2 separate regions of the Homo sapiens genome follow, and region 2 is linked to region 1. Evidence: chromatin loops called from intact Hi-C (ENCODE). Cell type or tissue: MCF 10A. All regions are shown on one strand. Each heading gives the region's core, and the rest is flanking DNA. Links, peaks and the distances in the headings are about the cores only.

What was found. Peaks named below come from ENCODE experiments on the same cell type or tissue, not always from the same donor. Only the 100,000 strongest peaks of a DNase experiment are listed, where the experiment ranks them.
Region 2: it touches region 1 in a loop (10-fold over the local background); 12 of 110 quality-filtered maps call a loop at or near these places.

What each region holds. Positions count from the first base shown.
Region 1 is chr12:39,985,409-39,993,756 of GRCh38, reverse strand. The region is part of intron 3 of SLC2A13 (solute carrier family 2 member 13); the gene reads left to right. Among named protein-coding and RNA genes, the nearest start is that of SLC2A13, 120 kb to the left of the region's middle. In MCF 10A, for the core only: CTCF peaks have their summits at 2,855 and 3,055 (motif pointing right); a DNase peak (open chromatin) is centred at 3,076.
Region 2 is chr12:39,584,014-39,592,361 of GRCh38, reverse strand. It overlaps ABCD2 (ATP binding cassette subfamily D member 2), which reads left to right. Exons shown (of 10, transcript NM_005164.4): 7 at 6,065-6,210. Among named protein-coding and RNA genes, the nearest start is that of ABCD2, 32 kb to the left of the region's middle. In MCF 10A, for the core only: a CTCF peak has its summit at 4,935 (motif pointing left); a DNase peak (open chromatin) is centred at 4,911.

The DNA.
Region 1 (8,348 bases), core at 40-8,039:
TACATAAGAACATAACACTTTTATATCAATTAATGGCTCATGACCTATTAAATAAGCAATAAGTCTTGCTTGTATCTCAATTATGTTTTTCAGTCCAAAAGAGATGGGACTACATCAAAATCAGTTTCTCTGGAAAAACATCACATGTAATCTTCAGTCTTCTAATGTTGACAACAGTTTATGAAGGATATGTGTTAGTATTCAGATAACTCTTAAGCTAGCTCATTGTTCTGCAGTTTTTACTGAATCCCTGTCTTTCACGTTTCCTAGCAACTGGCTCACACATGGAAGATGCAGGAGTAAAGCCATCAGGGATTTGCTCTGCATCTATCTCTTAAACAGCATCTGAGAAATGGTAGCCAGACTACATTGTTTCACTTCATAGTTTCCACTAAAAGCTTGCCTTTTATGTTTATTAGCTTCTAAAATAGGATTGCCATAAAAGATTAGCATTAAAAATTGAGTAGTGATGATAAAATATCAAAGTCAAATTATTGGAAATTTTTATCAGTAATATTTCTTGAATAGTCATTGCTATTTATGTATATCTAAAAATGTGATGGTTACTGTGATACAGAGATGAAATAAAACGTTTTATATTTGAGAATTAAAATCTTTATTACAATATTATTCCTCTTAAATGCATAAGTACTTTAGAATTGTAAAATAAGATGCATCTTCAGTTTTGTTTTCCTTAAAAGAAAAGAGAGCAATAAACTTTAAATATATTACATGTATATGTATGTATATGTAACTGTACTCATATCTGTCAATTTTAAATATTTAAGTCAGCAAATTGAAAAATGCTTTGTGAGCTAAGTGATAGATTTTATTTTGGTTAAGGAAAGGAAAATAACAAGGACACAGCCCCAGTTTTTCTGTGTGAGAAAATGGTAGTAATTTGATTGTGTCAATTTTAACACATTTGGAAAATAGAAGCTACAATATGAATTTGTGCTTTTCTGCCTTATATTTTCATTGCCATTTAATCTTTCTGTCTAATCTTGGTGGTCCCAAATGTAAACTATAATGACATACACCTGTTAATACTACTACTACTAAGAACATATATGTTAGTAAATATGAGTACTCCAAGCTTGTTGAGCTTTTTGGGTTATAAGAATCTTAAGTGATGTCTCTTTCATTTTTAACTGTCACGGCCATTTTCCATAATTAACCCTAGGAAGGGGATGAAAAGGAAGGAAAACAGTGACAGGGGAAAGTGGCAAAATAGAGCAAGAGAAAAATAGAAAGAAAGATGAAAATGAGTGAAAGAAAATGGCTATGAGCTGTAAAAGGTAGAGTGGTAGAATTCAGCCAACCTGCTATTGTCTTTCTCCCTGCCACCTCTGTGGTAGTAATATTCTGTTTTTCTCTTGCCCAGTATTGAGTTTGCATATCATGCTAGCATCTGTCAGGGGAGAAATGGTGTGATCCATGGAATATTCAGAATGAAAATAGAATAAGGGTAGAAAGCACAACGTAATCACTTGGGTCCTCATGTGTGTGCTCTCTTTAGAATATAGGCTGCTTAATCGCCCCTTTGTCCTCTCCTGCTTTGGACCCCCACCCATTCACAATATCAATTCAGGGCAAATGAAGGCACCTCCCTCACTCCTCTCTTCTACCCCTACATCAGGCATCGCTGAGCAAGGTCACAGGTACCAGGGGAGCTCAGTGGTGGTATTTTGGATAAAGCTGTAATCCCTGCTACAATTGCTGTTTCTCTCTCCTTTGTAAATCAGCTTTGGGGCAATGGTAGCATGCATCTTACTGAGATCTTAAGCATAATTGCAATCAAAGAAGAGGAACAAGGATGCCTGCAGAACATTCAGGCTCACCAAATCAGGATGTGTGAGCTATAAGGGCAGGATGGGTGAGCTATAAAAGCTTTTGATTTTACATCAGAAACAAAATAACTCAACTACCATCACCGTTTCATTTTTTTTTAAAAAGATAGTAGAATATAATCTTGAAATGAAGGACAATACTTTCAAACAAAGAATATTAGGCAACTTCATACTGACACACAAGAAAAAATAATAGGATGGTGAGTGGGACATATTTTTATTGCCCTGAATTGATGCTGTGGATGGGTGGGGGTCCAAAGCAGCAGAGGACAAAGGGGCTGGTAAGTAGCCTGTATTCTAAAGAGAGCACCCATGTGGGAAGAGAGGGGTCTTCCTCACATCCCAAACCAACCAATACAGATCAAGAAAATCATTGGTAAACATGAGAGGGACCTGCTTGACTGGGAGAGGCTAACATCCCATTGCCTAGCTAGACATGCACTTATGAGGCGTCCTTGCTAATCTGCCTCCTGTGTCTACTTAAGTAGGAACACTGGAGCATGATGGCAGCAGGGGAGTGGGGTGAACACGGAAGATGATGGGAGCAGAGCACTGGAGTGGCCTGAAAAACTATCATGTGGTAGGGCTACGATGTCACTTGGAGCCCATTTGAGATGAAGGAAAAAGCTTTAACCCAGATATAAGATTGAAGTTTTAAAGCAAATGGACTTACACAAATTGAGGAAAAGGATTTGAGAACTCTGCTATCTATGAGAAACTGTGGGCAGTTCTACAAAGCACTGCTGTGTGAAGTAAGTAGAGAAAAACACAGTCTTTCATGGTTGAACTCCGTGAAGTTAAGACTGTATAAGGAACAAGATAACTGTCTGCAAATCAGAGGAAACTTCTCTGTGGACCAGTACAGGCTCACAGATTGATTTTTAGGAAAGACCTAATCTGGTCCAAGCCTTCACTTTACAGGAGGAAAATCAGTGTTTGGCACACACTTCAGGGGGAGAGAGAGAGCTCCGTTGATGAAAAAAGGAGACTTGAACCTTGAAGCCTAGGTTTGAGAATCGAATACAATTGAGACTAATTTGAGTATGTGTTTGTGTGAGTTTGGAGGTTTGAAAAGCTCTGATTAGAGCTTTTGTTGTAGAGAGAGTTGGCATTGCTTAAAGTTTCTAAACTGTGATCATATAATGCATACATAAAGTATGGATATTAATATATTGAAGTGTCCCAAGCACAGCTGCCACTAGGGGGCAATGGAGGCCCCCCACAGTGTCACAACCACCTAGTCGTAGCCCTAGAACCAGGGTTGCAAGAAAATCCCTTTGCCTGCTTTTGCCCTGTTTCCTTCAGCACTGTTCAGCACTATGGGTGAATAGAGCACCCATTCCCCAGATTTTGTGCTTCCCTGGTGTGTGCTGAGATACTATCCCCAGAATACAGTACAGCCAGAAATCCAAGTGTGGGCACATCCTTCTTGTACTTTTGATAATGTTGTTAAGTAGAAGAACTCTTACTCAGAGGAGAATGCACTGCTGGAACATGTGTTAGAAGTTAAAGTCCACACTCCCCATGTAAAATATGTATTTATCTCTCATGTGAATGTTATTCATTCAATCATTGAGCATTTATTGAGTACTCTGTGTGCTTGGCCCTCTTCTGTCCTCAGGGATATTGTGAAGAGATAGAGACATTCCTGCTCTGTTAGAAGGAACTCACTTTCCAGTGGGAGGAAGATGAGAAATAAAGAAGTAAATAAATATGTGTAAGACTACTTTATATAATAAAAGGAACTAATATTTGATCGTTATGACTCCAGAATACATGGCCATAGGTGTTACTAGAGTAGACATAGAACAATAGAACTGTATATAAAAGGAAGGAGTCCTAGACTTGGAATAATATTTTCTCCTCACTGGCTTCCTGTTAAAAATTAGAGCTATAGTCCTATCAGAGAAAACTCCAGGAGAATAAAATTGTGATTTTGTGGCCAAAAAACCCAAGTGTGGATGCAACCATAAACCGATCACTAAGAACACATTTACATTATTTAGGAGCTTGATGTATTTTACAGTAATTTCTCATCTGTAAAATTTCCTGACAGCAGTGGCAATTTTCTTTTTGTTTACCCAAACCTTGATCCTCTTCTGGATCATGGGGATTAATTTCTTTACTGGGGATTCTCTCAACTAGAACATTAAAAGTCTGCTTCCCTACAGTGTATTCTTATGCAAGACTTTGTGGAAAAAAAGTTGTGCATATGGCGATGATATTTTTAGCCCTTTCCATGTCAGTCAAGCCTGAATCTTCTTTTAAGACCTAGTTTCAGTGTCATTGGTTGTGTGTGTCTTCTTCCCTGGCATTCTCCATAACCCAGCCAGAGCAAGACATCCATTTTTGATTATTCATTCACTCAGAAAATGAATACCTGTTACATGCCAGGCACCATTGGGGGCACTGAAGATTTGGCAGTGATGAATGAAAGGAAGCCTGCCTTAAAGTTTTATTTCTAGTGGGGAGGGGTGACCAAGGAACACATAAACATATGAAGGTGGTAATAAATGTTAACAGATAATGGTGATAAAAGGTAAAATTTAATGAGCAGATTGATAAAGGATGGTTGAGGATATTGAGGCAAGAGGGTTGCACCTTTTTATAGGTTGGTCCAGGAAAGTCAGAGAGGTGGCATGTATTCAAAAGACTAAAATACGTGAGGAGAGTGAGCCATGTGGCTATCTGAGTCTGTGTGGGTAAAGCAGAATTGGCATGGAGAGTTTCAGGGGGTAAGGGCAGAAGACCAGATTATGTAGGGACTGTGAGGATTTAGGCTTTTATTCAAGAATGAGAAGGGAAGCCACTGAAGGGTTATGAGTAGAGGACTGACACAGCAGACTTAGGTTTACAAAGGCTCATCTGGCTCCTGCGCTCAGAGTACATGGAGTGAGACAATGGTGGAATCTGGCCCCTTAAATTGGAGGCTGTTGGAATAATTTGGGAAAGAGATGCTGGTGGCCTAGGCCTAGGTGATTGCTATGGGGGTTGTGAGAGGAGGCGACGTATAGAGTTAACAATATTTACTGATGCATTGGATGGGGATATTAGAAGAAGAGGAATGAAAGATGACTCAAAGGTTTTTGACTTATATATGATAAAAATCTTAAGCTTTGGTCATAAGCTATGAATTTAACAACTTGGTTTCCTCTTTAGCAGCATTTTCCTCCCCCCCTTCCTTCCTTCCTTCCTTCCTTCCTTCCTTCCTTCCTCCCTCCCTCCCTTCTTCCCTCCCTCCCTCCCTCCTTCCTTTTCTCCCTCTCCTCCCCCTCCTCCTCCTTCCCCTCCTCCTCCTAGTCTTCTTCTTCTTCCTCTTTTTTTCATTCATTCTTTTTCTCTTTCTTTCTTTCCTTTGTTTTCTTTTTTCTTTCTTCTTTCTTTCTTTCGTTCATTCTTTCTTTCTTTTTCTCCTTCCTTCCTTCCTCTTTTTTTAAATATAAAAACAGGCAAGTTTCATGAAAGATAACTCACACAATAAGTAACATATCTGACTAATAGATATATGAAAAGATCTTTATTTTCCACCAGTTAAAGTAATATAAATTAAAACAATGCAATAATTTTTTTCAACAATTATGTTGTTGATGATTAGAATATTGATAATACCAATGTGCCAAAGTATGAAAAAATGATTACTCTTTTACACATTATTACTTGGTGGCAGCTTATATTGGTACAACATTTTAAAGTGGCAATTTAGCACTGTTAAAAATAAGACATTTACAAAACTTTCGGCCCAGCATTTTTGCATCTGGGAATCTATTTAAAAAAAACTGTCCCTACATATATGCAAAGATATGTACATCTAGAAGATTGTTCCTTGCAATATTGTTTGTAGTCGCGAAAAACTGGAAACCATCTAAACATTTATCAATAGGGGATTTACTAAGTTCAGACCAAGGCAAAGAATTAATAGTGATGATTTTCACGGGTAGAATTGGAGGGTCAGTGGGGGATTTCACTCTTTTTCTTGTGTGCCTTTATTTTAATGTTTTACTATATTAAACAGTACTTTTACAGTAAGAAAAATATTTCAAAAGTTATTTTTAGAAAAAGCCTCAAAATTATTTTGATAGAATAATAATACAAAATAAGCACTCACAAGTATATGACAGCATTATATTAAAAAGATTAAACTGTAGTAATAAAGGATAATCCCAGGAATCCGATGATGCTTTATTACAAGAAAATATATTTGTAATTTATCAAAAAGTGAAAAAAAATAAATTTGACCTTTGGCAGCTTTTCAAGTAACCTTTTGGTTTTAAGAAAAAACAGTGTATAAATGTATAAAGATCATGGTCTCAGGTACCTTCTACATGCTGTTGATTACTAAATTCATAGCTGTTTGAATATCTCAAAGGATGCAGTAGCTATTAATTGAGAAGGACTGTGAGAGAAACAGGTTATTGTTATTATTTTGGGGAAGGGAGTCAGGAGTTTGCTTTTGACACATTTCATTTGAGATGTCTTTTAGACATCCAGCTGAAGAAATTGAGTAGACAGTTGGTGAGCAAGTTTTCGGTTCAAGAGACAGGGCAAATTTGGAGATATGAATTTGGGAATCAGCAGTGTATAGATGTATCATGATTTTTATACATGTGTCAGTTGCAGCACTTACCTCATTATTTTGTCATTGTTTGTTGACATATTTGTCTGTCTACATTAAAATCCTTGGGGGCAGAGACCACATCTTGTTTGACATTTTAATATTTCATTCATGGCAATCTTGCCATGATGTGAAGCTATAGGTTTGTTTTCTTTGGATATGATTGACTGGAGCTATGATTAACTTAGGCTTTGTCCAGGGAAAGCCATTTTTCTTAAAACTAAAAGGTTATAGCTTAAAGGCAGCCAAAGGGGAAACCAGGTTGTTAAATTTATAGTTTATGATCAAAGCTTAAGATTTTTATTATCTCTAGGTATTTAAATCTTGCCCTCAATTGCTGATATCCTTGTGTCTCTAGGAAATAACATGCCTTTTGATGGCTCAACTCAGTACACAGTCATAATCTAGGCACAAATGGCAGCTTTAACCAAGACCAGGCTTGTTGCCTTCGAGGAAATAAACTTCATGCCAACTCAGACTGTTGGCAAGCACCATAGATATGCCTGAGATTTGTTCTCTTTGAAATTGGTCGGTTTGATCAGTGTGGTCTACAGACTGATTTCTGTCCATAAACACCCTCCCTCTTTTTTTTTTTGTCTGCTAAGATACATTTAAAAAATCTTTTTTTTTTTGGTCTGCTTAAATACAGGTTAAATACAGAAAAAGAGAGTAGGCATATAGAAAGTTTTATAGCAATCAGTCACCGTAATTTTATGTCTATTGAATTTAGTTTTCAAAATTGTATTTTGTGTGCCTTTTTTCATTTTTTTTCAGTAATTCATTTCGTTGTATTTAACAAAAGTATCAATCTGCAACAGATTGAACTTAAAAAACATTGGTCCTTCCTCCATAGTTTGAGAAACCATGCACTAGTTCATATCACGAAGCACCTCATAGATTGAGAGCTCAGATAAATCAGTGGCGACGAGGTGGGTGAACGTGTAGTAAACAGGCATGGATCAGTATCTCCAGAATATGTGTATGCTTTGAAAATAATTCTGCAATGGTCCAAATGTTTGTGTCCCTACTCCCCACCCCAATTCATATATTGAAATCCTAACCCCAAGGTTAGGCCCCATCTCCCGATGACCCCATCTCCTAATATAAATCCTCACCTGGAGGTTAGGATTTATATTAGGATATGGGGCCTTTGGGAGGTGATTAGGTCATGGTGGAACCCTCACAATTGGAACCAAGGCCTTTATTTTAAAAGCCTGAGAGAGATCTCTCCCCTCCCGTCATGTGAGGACACAGTGATGTGCTGCCTGAACCAAGACACAGGCCCTCACCGCACAGTGAATCTTCTGGAGCCTTGATCTTGGATTTCCCAGCCTCCAGAATGGTGAGAAATAAACATTTATTGTATATAAACCCCTAAGTTTATGGCACTATTATAGCAGCTGAAATGGACTAAGACAAATTCTTTACTCCATTTTTCGTATCATGACTTATTGAAGGAGGTATGATATGGTAGCATGAAAAGAGGTAAAGAACCACCCTACTGCAGAGAACAGAAAAGGTTTGGAGTTTGATTTTTGTTGATTAAGCTGCCTGTGATCTCAAGTCTGGCATTTAATGGGCAGACTATAAGGTATGTGACCACTGCTGGATTTTGTAAACATTTCATTTTAGCATTCAAGCTTTAGATGTGTCTTTCTGTATCAGTACATTGTTTTATGCTTTCCTAAAAGCAGCCTTCTTGTCTACAACCTCTCCATGCACTGAATTCCTATGCACTGAATTCCTAACTTTATTTTTTAGCTCCTGGAACACTTTTATACCTTTCATTTCTCTTTTGATACTTCAAGCAGAAGCTATTTAGAGACACACTGTGAATAAATCATTTTAGTCAGTTCCTTAATACTTTTCTTAACCATTATTACCTC
Region 2 (8,348 bases), core at 172-8,171, 400 kb after region 1:
CACTAATTATGAGCAATCTATTTATTTTGCTGCTTGCAGTAGGTATGTTGCAAAATTCTCTTTATGATGGGGATAAATATCTGTCATTTAACATGTCCTTTTTTAGAAAATTATTTTAACCACAAGGAAGGCTTAGTAGCATTGCTGTAGCAAATTGACTTCTATTCCTTGCTTTCTGACTGTTAGACTTACAGCCAAGTAATCTTTGTATAAATACCTTTGGGCAGTCAGTTGACAGAAATAGAAGTTGTACATTTTAGTTCCTCCTGTGTAGTAGTTGGTACAGTTCAGTTTTTTTAAATCTCTTTTAAAGAGATCTATAAATGTAAACACAATTTTCTATAGCTTTCTATGGCTTGGAAGAATGCTAAAGATACTTTTTAAAATCTTTAACTTTTCTAAGGGCTCATTTATAAAAGTAATAATGAAAAAACTCCCCTCTCACTCAAAAGTTTTTCTCATTTTATGAGTACTATTACATTAAACCATATGGAACTGCAATTTTTATAGGTCAAATATCAGCAATTTAAATGGTAATCTGATATAATGATAAATACTCTTAAAGTTGACTTTTACAGAAATTTGCATTTTTAACAGCTTAGCAATACTTTAATTCTTCCACTAATAATATATTTATTTATTTACTTATTGAGACAGTGTCTCACTCTATTGCCCAGGCTGGAGTTCAGTGACACAATCTTGGCTCACTGCAACCTCTGTCTCCAGGGTTCAAGAGATTCTTGTGCCTCAGCCTCCCAAGTAGCTGGGATTACAGGTGTGTGCCACCACACCTGGCTAATTTTTGCATTTTTAGTAGAGATGGGGTTTCACCATGTTGAGCAGGCTGGTCTCAAACTTCTGACCTCAGGTGATTCACCCAGCTTGGCCTCCCAAATTACGGGGATTACAGATGCGAGCCACTGCACCTGGCCTAATATTATTTTTATTACTTGGAAATAAACCTCATCCCTGCTCTTAAGAGGCTATTCTCATCTCTGTTTTGGAATCTAGAAATATCTTATCCAAAAGATATAATTTCAGTAATAGTAAATATCTATTTTCACTTGAATATTTCTTCTTATTATCACACATTTTTTAAGAATACTATAAATGACTCAAATCTAGTTCTTTCTATGCATGAAAAACCCTGATGCAATGATTGGTTCCAGCATGTATAGTTATGTGAATTATTGATAGTTAAATTTTATGCCTTTCAGATTGTTAACTTCTTTTGCTACGACAACACAGCAGTACTTAGTGGTACATTATTCTTAAACTTAACACATCTCATGCCTTAAATACAGTTAACATTGCTGCAAAATTTTTATCAATATTGTTCCAATTAAATTTTATATGATTACTTTAAAAATTTGTTTTCTCTGCATATAGGCCTTTCATGTCACACTTTTTTTTCTCCTCTGGATTTGAATTGGTTTTTTGCTCTCAATTTAGGAAATATTTAGAATTTTGTGTCATTCAGAAGCTCCAAGCACATAGATACAGCTAACACTTCTCAGTGCTTTCCCATTCTTTCTAGCTTTGTCTTAGAGAATAATAAAAAAGTAACTCTAACAAACATCAATACATTTTACCAAAAAAAAAAAATCACTGTCAGATTACTTAGATGTTAATGCAGAAAAGTGGGAATATAATGCAAAGTATAAAAGCACCTTGAGACATTAGTAACAAAACTATAAAAAGCCATAATCATGGGGAATGAATTTTATCTCAAATAATTTTACTATTATAATTGAATTTTAACTATATATACATTTGAAAGAATTGTAGATTCCCAAGAAAAAACAATTATTATAATTATTATAATTGTTTAAATAAGGATTATTTGTTAAATGATCCACATGTGACACCTATGGATTTATTTTGCTATCTTTTCCATAACATATAGAGATGATTCTGGGTTTTACTTATAGAAAGTAAATTAAAACTAGTTAATATTTCTTTTTTGATAGCTACTAATGAGGAGCAATCTGACCATTTCTTTTGTTGCTTATGTTAGATATGTTGCATGATCTCCTTTGTAATGAGCCAGAGCAAGTGAGCCAGTAACATTCTAACATGGTAATTGATCTACCTGAAATATTTAGAAGATTATCTGAATAGGTCTATATATCTAGAAAGGAAAGTTTAGTAAAGGGTACTTTGAGTGCTTATCTATTATGTATAACTTTGGTAGGACTACAGAAACTTGAACTGACTCAAAATGTTAAATTCCAGAACTTTGAGCTGGAAAGAGAATCACATGCAAACTAATTATATAAACATTGGCTATAGGGTCCTCCGTTTCCTTGTGCTTTCAAATTGAGTAAATGTCATCCCGAATTTTCTTGACACAGTCTTTCCAGAGAATTCAGTGGTGGCTTTAACATTATAATAATATTTTAAAATCATTATTTTAATAAAAACCTAAGCGGCTTTAGTTGCTATGTACATCAAACATATATAGAATGTATTATTTTTACCATTTCACATGATCATAAAACAATAATTGACAAAAAATTGAACTTTAATAAAACAATATTTGATTAGTCCTCAATAAATATATAAGCTTATGAATACTTTTATACATATTCATCAACATTCTCATTCACATCAGTTTTCAAAGTGAGCAATTTTTATACATCGTTACATCATTTAAATAACAATAGCTCAGATAGGGCTGGGTGCGGTGGCTCACACCTGTAATCCCAGCACTTTGGGAGGCCGAGGTGGGCGGAACACGAGGTCAGGAGATCAAGACCATCCTGGCTAACACGGTAAAACCCCGTCTCTACTAAAAATACAAAAAATTAGCCAGGCGTGGTGACAGACGCCTGTAGTCCCAGCTACTTGGGAGGCTGACAAGAGAACAGCGAGAACCCGGGAGGCGGAGCTTGCAGTGAGCCACCGAGATGGCGCCACTGCACTCCAGCCTGGGCGACAAAGCGAGACTCCGTCTCAAAAAAAAAAAAAAAAAAAACCCAGACCAAAGCTTCCTTATATTTGTAATAATTTCATTGCAAAGTCTTCTTATATGAACATACACATGTACAAGTAAAATATAAACATTTTGAATTCAAATAATAATTAAATATATTATAAAATAAGCTTGTGCTGTCTATCCTTCAACCTAATGGCTTGTGTACCATGGGAAAATAGGTAGATAATTCATCCACAAAACACATTTTGTATTTGAAAACCTCTCCTTCTCTTTCTTTCTCTCTCCAGGCATACACACACAATATACACCTTGTATTTTTTAATCAAGTTGCAGTAATCATACACCTTTACCCCTAATTAATTTAGGGTATATTTTCAAAGAACAGGGATATTCTCTTAGGTAACTACAGTATACTTATCAAATTCAGGAAATCTGACATTTATATATTAGTATCTAAAATACAGTCCATATTTAAATTTCAGCAATTGTCATAACACTGTACTTTATAGAGCAACTTGTTTTTCCCAATCCATTGTCATGCACTGCACTTAGTTGCCATGTCTATTTATTATAGTTTCTTTTATTCGAAAGAGTTTCTCAGCATTTCTTTATTTTATATGACATTGATATTTTTAAAGAATGCCAGACTATTGCTTTTTTTTTTTAAGAGAACACCTCAATTTGGGTTTGTCTGATAGTTTCTCCGTGATGTGATTCAGGTTATAAACTTTTTACAGAAATACTACTTGTATTAGTTTCTAAGGGCTACAAATTACCAAACACTTGGCGGTTTGAACAACAGAAATTTATTTTCTCGCATTCCTGAACACCCGAAGTCAAAGTATTGGCAATCCACGCCCTCTGAAGGCTCTTGGGGAGAATTATTTCCTGCCTCTTTTCCAGCTTCTGGTGGTGCCAAGCATTCCTTCGTTTGTGGCGGCAGTAACTCCCATCTCTGTCTCCTTCTTCACGTGGCTTTCTTTTCTTTCCTGTGTTTCTTCTCATTTGATAAGAGCATTTATTGGATTTAGGACTCATCTGGTTAATCCAGGATGATCTCGTCTCAAGAACCTTAATTAAATCTGCAAAGACTCTGTTCCTAAATAAGGTTTCATTTACAGATATGGGGGGGTCTGGATTAAGATGGATCTTTTTGGGTCCACAATTGAATTTATTGCATTACTGAAATGATGCTGTGTGCTTCTCAAAGGATAATATTAGACTGTTCCAGATGTAGATAGGGCTAGAAATTTTTTTATTAAAAAACATAAATTCATACTGATACTCAAATTAAAATTAGTTTTTCTCTTGCCTTCCCACACAGCATGTTTGTATCTTTCTTCTTCCACAGTGAGAACCCTTGCTCCTAACATTACCAAACCATTTACTTACGTAACCAATCCTACAATATACATAAAATAGTTTCAGAATTGCTACCCCTATATCATTAGCAAAAATAAACTTGCAAGTAAAGTTTAAAATTTCCGCCTGATTCTTTCTGTCTTTGACTGAAATTATATAGCCAAGTTCAAAAATTACATGGATTAATTCATCCCCACCTCCATCCCCTTCGCTGTGTGGTTACTTTATCCTTTGGACATACTGTTCAGTTAAATTGTTTCTATTTGTATTCAATTTTAAGGTTTCTTCCTTCGTTCTTGTTGGTTTAATTTTATTTATTTATTGAATAGTAACACTTTGAGGGATTCCAAAAGTAAAAACTTTATTAATAGAAAGGATACGTAGGCCTTTTCCTGCCTATCCATTCCACCTTGTTCCTCCCACCTCCTGTAGCTAACCAACTTCACTAGTTTCAGGTTTACTCTTCCTGTGTTTCCTTTTTTAAATATAAATGGGTATGTCTATATTTCATTTTGCTTTCTTTTTACATAGAAGTGGTTCTCAACCGGGAAGATTTTGTCCCCCAGGGACATTTGGCATTATCTGGAGACAATTATTTTTGTTCACTACAGGAAGGGGTGCTGCTGACATCTAGTGGGTAGACATCAGGCATAATGCTAAACATCCTACTGTACACAGGGTAGCCCTCGACAATAAAGAATTATCTGGTTCAATAAGCCAAAGTGCCGTTGTTGAGAAACCCTGCTGTAAGTCTACTTTTGCATTTTGCTTTTCAACTTAACAATATATCATGGAAATCACTCTATATCAGTTTATAGAGGTCTTCCTCATCCTTTTATTACAGCTGCTTAGCGGATGTACTATAGTTTATTCTGTCTGTCTTCTTTGTATGGGTATTTATGTTGTATTTCAGTATTTTGCTATTACAAATAAGCTGTAATGAATAACCTCATGCATCTTTTTTTGTATTTTTAGAAGTATATTTTCAGAGTGAATTCCCAGAAGGAGGTCAAAGGGCAACAAATGCTCTGTCAGTTTGCCAAATCCCCTCTGTAAGAGTTGTACCATTCTGCATTTTCACTGTAGTGTGAGAACATTCCCTTACCCATAGGCCTGCCAGTGGAGTGAGTTACCAAGTTGTTGAATTTTTGCCAATCTGATTAGTAAGAAACTCAATGTAGTTTTAATTTGTGTTTTTCTTACTATGAATTAAATTTTTTTGTTTTGTTTGTTCACATTGCTGGGTCGAAACCCAAATTGTATAATATGTCACCCAAATAATTATAGATGAATTACAGAAGCAATCTTTATCAAATACAGTGAAACAAAGTATATACAATATTTCCCTGCTGAAAATGTTAAATGTGGCTGGGTTCTATGGCTCACAACTGTAATCCCAGTGCTTTGGGAGGCCAAGTTAGGAGGAATCACTTGAGGCAGGTGTTTGAGACTAGCCTGGGAAAACATATCAAGACCCTGTCTCTACAAAATATAAAATAAAATAGAATTTTTTAGAAAAAGAAAATGTCAGATGATTTCTTGGAGAAGCTTTTCTTGTGTCCATGTGTCAGTAAGTTTTTATGTAAACATAACGGTATTGTTTAGCAGTGCCTGAGGGAGAAGTACTCATCGCCAGGTAACAAATATCATCCTGGAAATGTAGTGTTTAAAGTCTTCACTGATGTTTTCAGACTACCAAGTTGTCACACTGAGTAAGTTATCATGACTTTCCACTAGGATTCTTGTGTGCTTGGTGTTTTAAAGGCCATATATGTCTCTTGGAAGTCTTCGGGATCAAGTCATTTACCCTGATTCAGTGGATGATATGCATGATAAAGGTTATACAGACCAAGATCTGGAACGTATCCTACACAATGTCCATCTCTATCACATAGTTCAAAGAGAAGGAGGTAAAGTCTATCATTCTTTTCTAATGCATTTAACTTCACTTTTAAAAAGTAAGCTTGGGTATATATTTAGTCTGTGGTTTAATTTGAATGTATGCTATAATCGGAAATAAGCACATAAGTGTAAAGATGGAGTTTTATTGCTGTTCCATTATTTACATTTCTTTTTCTGCTTGTGTTGTGTTTAATGCAACACACTAAGTTTTTATTAAGTCTCCATGTCAGTGCAGCTAACATTTAAAAACAGTTTTTTTCTTTTATATTCGAATGTACAAAGTCCCTGAGGCCATTGTCAGTCTAGATGTATGTAAAGTCTATGACAGACATATTTGCCTTACAAGCTCTCAGCTCACATTAAATTAAATAATTTGAGAAGTAGATACCACAGAACTTTTTTTGTTTTCAGACCCACAATCTGACCAGTATCTTTTTTTGCTCTCAAGCAGCACACAGGTAATTAAAGTTAGAAACTTCTGTATTGTGGTTTTTCAGCATAAAACATTTTTGAAAGAGTATAAATAACATTTGTACATATAAGCTTAAAATAGAATTATTGTCTAATAATACTCTTTCTGTGTTTAGTGATACTTTCAAATAATTTAATAATAATAATCACACTTTAACTAGATAAGCCAGGCAAGAGAAAGAAATAAAGGGCATTCACATAGGAAGAGAGGAAGTCAAACTATCCCTGCTTGCAGACACATGATTCTATATCTAGAAAACCCCATAGTCTCAGCTCAAAGCTCCTTCAGCTGATAAACAACTTCAGCAAAGTTGCAGTGTACAAAATCAACATACAAAAATCACTAACTTTGCTATACACCAACAACAGCCAAGCGAACAGCCAAATCAGGAAGGCAATCCCCTTCACAATTGCCACAAAAAGAATGAAATACCTAGGAATACAGCTAACCAGGAAGGTGAAAGATCTCTACAATGGGAATTACAAAACACTGCTCAAAGAAATCAGAGAAGACACAAATGGAAAACCATCCCATGTTCATGGATAGGAAGAATCAATATCATTAAAATGGCTATGTTGCCCAAAGCAATTTACATATTCAATGCTATTCCTATCAAACTACCAATGACATTCTTCACAGAACTAGGAAAAAAACTATTTTAAAATTTGTTTGGAACCAAGAAAGAGCCTGAATAGCCAAGGTAATCCTAAGCAAAAGGAACAAAGCTGGAGGCATCATGCTGCCCCACTTCAAACTATACTACAAGTCTACAGTAACCAAAACAGCATAGTGCTGTTACAAAAACAGGCACAGAGACCAATGAAACAGAATGGAGAGCACAGAAATAAGGCCGCACATCTACAACCATCTAATCTTCAACAAAGCTGACAAAAACAAGCAATGGGGAAAAGACTCCCTATTCAATAAATGGTGCTGTGATAACTGGCTGGCCATATGCAGAAGACTGAAGCTGGACCCCTTCTTTATACCATATACAAAAATCAACACAAGATGGATTAGAGACTTAAATGTAAAACCCCAAACTATAAAAACCCTGGAAGACAACCTAGGCAAAACTATCCTGGACATGGAAACAGACAAAGACTTCATGACAAAGATACCAAAAGCAATCACAATGAAAGCAAAAATTGACAAGTGAGATCTAATTAAATTTAAGAGCTTCTGCACAGCAAAAGAAACTATCAACAGAGTAAACAGACAACCTACACAATGGGAGAAAGTATTTGCAAATTATGCATCTGACAAAAGTCTAATATCTAGCATCTATAAGGTACTTAAACAAATTTACAAGGGAAAAACAAACAACACCATTACAAAGTGGGAAAAGGACATGAACAGACACTTCTCAAAAGAAGACATACATGCAGCCAACAAGCATATGAAAAAAGCTCAATATCACTGATCACTAGAGAAATGCACATCAAAACCACAATGAGGTACCATCTCACACCAGTCAAAATGACTATTAATAAAAAGTCAAAAAATAACAAGATGTTGAGAAGGTTGTGGGAAAAAGAGAACACTTATACACTGTTGGTGGGAGTGTAAATCAGTTCAACCACAGTGTGGCAATTCCTCAAAGAGCTAAAAACAGAACTACCATTTCACCCAACAATCTCATTACTGGGTTTATACTCAGAGGAATATAAAATC